2 separate regions of the Homo sapiens genome follow, and region 1 is linked to region 2. Evidence: chromatin loops called from intact Hi-C (ENCODE). Cell type or tissue: mammary epithelial cell. All regions are shown on one strand. Links, peaks and the distances in the headings refer to the core of each region. The heading gives the core; the rest is flanking DNA.

Region 1 (2,926 bases), core at 186-2,685, 150 kb before region 2:
GTCCTGCACATGCAAAACTCTCCTGTTTCCTATTTACCTGGTAAAATCACTCATTTTGGTGCCTGCATGCCAGCACAGTACTTGTTTGTGACCTAACTCTTCTTTCAATTTCTCTAACTTTTCAAACAGTCACATTAGTGCTTGGTTGTCTCTTTCATTTATGTTTTTAAAATTGTGAATTTCAGGTGTTGTTATTACCATTTACCTTCCACCTATGCTTTCAGTTTTCTTTATTTCACATAAAGAAAAGATGTTCCTTTGAGAGGGTCATTCTGGAGTAGTCATAACATCTTATTTTGCTGGTGAGAATGTTTATAAGAAAGCAGTTGCTGTTATTCAAACAAGAACAACTCACTTCTTATGCCATGGATTATAGCATGGGTGACAAAATCTGACAATGTATAAGAATCACTGGGGACAATAACCTCATACTCACATCTTATTTTGTTTCCTTAAGAATTGTTCCATGCCTGTTAGGTGTATTTGTTATTTTTTGAGAGTTTTTTGCTTTAGGCCACCATATAGAAGCACACTTTTACATGCTGAGCATTCACCAGTAGATGTACACAAATCACAGATGGCATCCAATCGCATAACTGTATGTAATTTTACCTTTAAATCTCTCATAATATCTTCAGCTAGGGAATGAAAAGAAGAAATAAAATTTTACTGTAAATATCATGGTCACTCATAGTCTCAAATAACTAGTCTGTTTTTTTAAAAATTACATTTAAAAGGGATCAAGAAAGAACCTCCAATTTTGGTTAGGATTCAGAAAGTTATAAGGTACCATTTTTCCCACCTTATCAATGAGCCAGTTAAATTACAAAGTCATAGATTATAAACCAATAAGAGAACTGAGGAAAAATACAATTTCAGAATGTGATGAATTTTAGGGAAGGAAACTGATAGCTGTTTACAGTGCTGTTGGAGAGGCAGAGGAGTTTTAAAAAGATGAAACAGCAAAACTTTTACAAACTCATAATGACCACATGTGGGCTAGTGTGAGAGATTAGAATCACTAGAAAGTACAGCGTGAATCTGCATCTCCTTGCCAACACTTTCCCATGACACCTCACTAAGCACATGGATGCAACACCCCAAGGGCCAGAGCAAGACAGGAATTTTGACAGCTCTCCTCCTGTAATTTGTAGGGCTCCCCTAGTGTTAGTCAGTGGCAAGGTGGAATAAGAAAGCTAAGGGGAATCTCTCTGGGGTACACCATGAGCCTTCATATAGTAAAGTCACTGAATAAAAAAAAAATCCGAGAAAGGGTAGCAGAACTGAAAAAAAAAAAAATTTTTTTTCAGGACACTTTGAACTTTGACCTGGCATAACGCAGAGGTCTTCCAAAAGTCAATGCAAGGAGACAGAGTAGAGGGAGTTACTCCTAAGGTAAAGAATGCCAAGGGTGAAGCTGGTATGAAAAGAGAACTCATGAGTCACTGACAAAACAAGCAGCTGAGCTGTAAAGGAGCGAGAGACTGCCTCAATTTGTACAGCTAGTAGCCAGACTCTAATGCATAAAGAAATCTCTGGAGTCCGTCAGACATTTGAAGCTAGTGATGATTTGCACCTAACTAAAACTACCACAAAGTCCAAACTCACCTCAATTATCTGATTAGTAATAATCACTGGACACTCCAGCAGCCTGATAGAAGGGCATATGTCATTTTGGGGAAAATAAATATTTATTTCAGTCTCTAGTGTTAAATATAATTAGAAATTATGAGACATGCAAAGAATCAAGAAAATGTCACCTACAATTAAGAGAGGATACAATAGAAGCAGATCTAGAAATGTTGCAGGTGTTGGCATTATGAGATAAGGATTTTTAAATGCTATGTTCTTGTATTTAAATATGCTAAAGAACTTTAGGGAAAGGTAGGCAACATGCATGAACAGTTGGGGAATTTAACCAGAGAGAAGGGAACCAAAGAAACTCAAATGGAAATACAAAAAGGTATCAGAAATAAACAATATTTAACAGTGAGCTACACATAAGACTTGAAACAGGATTGGAAATAATCAGTGAAGTTGAATATAAGTTTATAAATTGTCTAAACTGAAATTCAAAGAAAAAATAAATGGAAAATCAAAACTTGGTATATAAGATATGTGTAACAATATTAAAATCTTAACTGGTCTATCATAAGAATAATTAGAATCTAAGAGAGAAAGAGGGAAGTGGAGCAGAAGAAATATTTGACTGAGAAAGAAATGATTGAGAATTTCTCAAAGTCAAAGAAAGACATCAATCCTAGGATTCAAAAGTAAAGCAATCACCAAGCAAGATAAATTTAAAGAAAACCATACTTAGGCACTACATAGTCAGGATTGTGAAAATCAAAGAAAAAGAGAAAACAATCCAAAGTGGGATGTATTACATATTAAGAAATAATGAGTGATTGATGGCTGACATCATCAGAAAAAAAAATGAGACCAGAAGGAAGTTGAGCAACATATTAAAAGAACCTAAGGAAAGGAAAAATTTATCCTAAAATTATATATCCAATAAAATTCAACAATTATGAAGGCGAAATAGAGATATTTTTAAACATTTAGAAAGAAGCTGAGAAAATAAATTTTCAGCCAAACTGCCCTACAATTAATGCTAATAGAAGTCTCCAAGCTAAAGAAAATTAATAACAGAGCAAAGATCAGGAATAAAAACTAAAAACAACAGAGAGAGTAAATATAAAGGCAAAGATAAGACTTTTGTTTAAAAGGCTATCAATGATTTCTAGTAAAAATAATAACAATGTGTACATAAGTAAAATACATGACAACCCAGGAGGAAATGGTAGGGAGGGGACATAGGAAATGTGTGCATATAAGGTTTTTATTTTGTCTGGGAAATAATAAAATATTAATTTAAATATTATTAACTATGATAAAATGCATTTTCAAATCTCTAGAAAAATCA
Region 2 (2,926 bases), core at 106-2,605:
CTATAAGACTTTCCTGGGATGACTTTATAATATTTCCAATCTGCAGAAATGTTTTGGTTGCTTCTAATCTGAAAGGACTTCTATTGTTTTCCAGCCTTTCAGTATACTTTGGAAAGGAACCATGACCTGAGGTACTGTTGTCTTTGGAGATTAAGAGAAATGCAGTTCTCTGCTATCGTTCTTCAGATCCTCTCCAATTATAACCAGTTGCAGGCAGTTATGTGTGGCCTTTGCAGCTTGGTGACTACTAAATAATTGGAGTTGAGATGTCAAATGTTTCCCTAATGAGCTCAAGGTCCAAAGTAAACCATGAACTGAAATCACAATAGTGACACATTTCAATGTTTCTGTTTCTCAAGATGGGTGAGAGCTGTTATGTCCCCAAAAGCATGGGCATGATTGCTTTGTGGCAGGGGATGTGGGGGAAGAAAGAAAGAAAAAATAAGGATAAAGAAGAAAGGAGTCTTTCTCTGTAATACATTAAGAGGATTATCATTTTTAAATTGTTATTTCTTTCACTTAGGTTTAGAAATTCAGCCCTAGAATTACTGATTCTAAACATTCCTAATTCTATTCAAATCAAAATAAATGTAGAAAGATGGAGAAAAAAGGATTCTTTGGAAAACAAAACAATACTATAAGCCGTCATCAGAAATGACTAGCATATTGGTGGAAGCTTTGCTATTTTTGACCAAGGGGTATCTGGCACCTCGAGTCACAGATAAACACAGGTGTTGCTTATAAACACAGCCAAACTCCATCCCCCAGTGAATGTTCCAGGTTGCCGCCTGCTCTGTCATGCTGGGGTGAAGGTGAACCAAAGAGTGCCACAACTCCCAGGGTGAATGACTCCGACTGCAGAAAACTTCTCTTCTAAATAAGTAGTTAGACCTGAACAAAGATATTGGTGGTGCTTGCTACCCTAAAATTTTTAAAACTACTACGGTGATTAAGGTCTGTCATTATCAGAAAGGAGCCAGAGTCTCACAGCTTCGGTTAAAGGTCTATTTTGAGAGTTCACTGGAGGGGGACGTCAACTTTCTACTGCTTGATCTTATCTTCAAATCATGACACCACGATAGCAAGAATGTGGGCATTTTATTTTTTTATATATATTTTTTATTATACTCTAAGTTCTAGGGTACATATGCACAACATGCAGGTTTGTTACATATGTATACATGTGCCGTGTGGGCATTTTAAATTGGCATATTACATTAGAAAATAACTTTACACATTCACTCTTTATTGAAATAATCATTATCAGCAAACTGTTATATGGTGAACACCGCTATTTGAATTATGTTTTACTAAACAAAAGCCTTCCAGTCCTTTGAAACAACATGTTGGCCTGGGAGCAGTTTCTGCCTCACTATTTGGAGTGTGGACATGTTTGTGCTTGTCTCTTCTATTGCTTTGGGGATTTTCCCAATGTAAATCCTCTTGGGACTCAACTCTCCAGCTCTGTACAGATGTACTGCAACTGACTCTTTGTTTAAGATCCTGTATCCAGGTTTTTTTTTTTTTTAAACAGGAGTAGAAAGATTAGACACACTTCTAGGGGACCTATTGTGCATTGTGAGCACTGCATGCTTAATTGCAAAAAGGAAAAACAAAAAAACCAACAACCCAACTGCTTAATTTATGGATATCAGCAACAGGGCCAGTAATTTCGACATGGAAAGGGGAACTCTCATTATTCATAAAGTTGGCAAGAGTTTCTTCTGAATTTCAGACTGAACAAGAATCTCTTTGTTTTTCTCCAATTACTTTTTCAAACAAGCAAATTGAGTGCTCGTGGAAGGTGCTTGTTTTCCTAAATGAAGTCCTCTATTTCACCAATGAACAGGTGCAGCAGAGGCAGTGTCATTTAAGGTGTTAAAAACTTCCCCAAATTCCACTAGTATGCCTTAAGCTTAATCCAGATGCTCTATTTCTAGAGATCAATAAAGTTGAGCCTCTGTGGCCCTATCACTCTTGGTCTATTTTAGAACATTACCAGTAAAACCACCAATTTCAGTGGTGATTTTTCAGAATCAGCTGGGCCTGGAAATACACACATTACTTCTCCAACGTATTGCCTCATATAATTTTGACTCATTTCCTTCTTTACTTGGCCCAGAGCCATTAATATAGTAGAGACTGCTCAATGCCCTCCAACTAAAACAGAAAGTGTGCATTGTGGATGGTGTGGCAAAGCCAGTGCCAACAGCTCTCATCTTGGCCTTGCCTTAATTTTCTCCCAGTTCTCTTTCTGACCTCTCCTTTGACAGAATACACCCTTTGCCCACATAACAATAAATATTTTGTGGGATGGCCCAGGGATAGCAAAGAACCAAAATGAGCTCTATCTTGTGCCACACAGTCTTTCTAGAACACTATGAGAATTCAGTGGCAGTTTTTCACAAAGCTGTCTTCAGAGTCCCAAGACTTGGGGACCTTTTTCAGATAAGACTGCAGTGGAATAAGAAGTAAATTGCTATCTCAGAAATTAAATTCTCTTGGGTGGGATCCAAAAGGATTTGCTTTAATTATGAAAGTATTTTCAGAGGCAAATAGTCTTAAAGTGAAGTTTCAATGGACTGCAAACAGATTATCTTTAGCATGAAACATCTTAAGAAGATGAAGTCATGAGAAGTACCTGTTCAGCAAAAAGTAAAAGGAGTCCAAAGAAAATATATACACATGAGACTGGGCATGGTGGCTCTTGCCTGTAATCCCAGCACTTTTGGAGGCTGAGGCAGGTAGATCGCTTGAGGTCAGGAGTTCCAGACCAGCCTGGCCAAAATGGTGAAACCTGCCTCTACTAAAAATACAAAAATTAGCTGGTCTTTGTGGCACGTACCTGTAATCCCAACTACGGGAGAGGCTGAGGCAGGAGAATTGCTTGGACCCTGGAGGTGGAGGTTGTTGCAGTGAGCCGAGA

Evidence for each region. Hi-C counts contacts between places; a loop is a spot of excess contacts. Peaks named below come from ENCODE experiments on the same cell type or tissue, not always from the same donor. Only the 100,000 strongest peaks of a DNase experiment are listed, where the experiment ranks them.
Region 1: a loop joins it to region 2, with 4 times the contacts of the local background. A loop is called at or near these places in 2 of 110 quality-filtered maps.

The regions. Positions count from the first base shown.
Region 1 is chr1:82,375,908-82,378,833 of GRCh38, reverse strand. No RefSeq gene overlaps it. Among named protein-coding and RNA genes, the nearest start is that of LINC01362, 530 kb to the left of the region's middle. In mammary epithelial cell, for the core only: a CTCF peak has its summit at 1,168; a DNase peak (open chromatin) is centred at 1,433.
Region 2 is chr1:82,224,808-82,227,733 of GRCh38, reverse strand. No RefSeq gene overlaps it. Among named protein-coding and RNA genes, the nearest start is that of ADGRL2, 430 kb to the right of the region's middle. In mammary epithelial cell, for the core only: no CTCF peak of the experiment used is centred there; DNase peaks (open chromatin) are centred at 1,413 and 2,103; H3K27ac peaks cover 1,554 bases.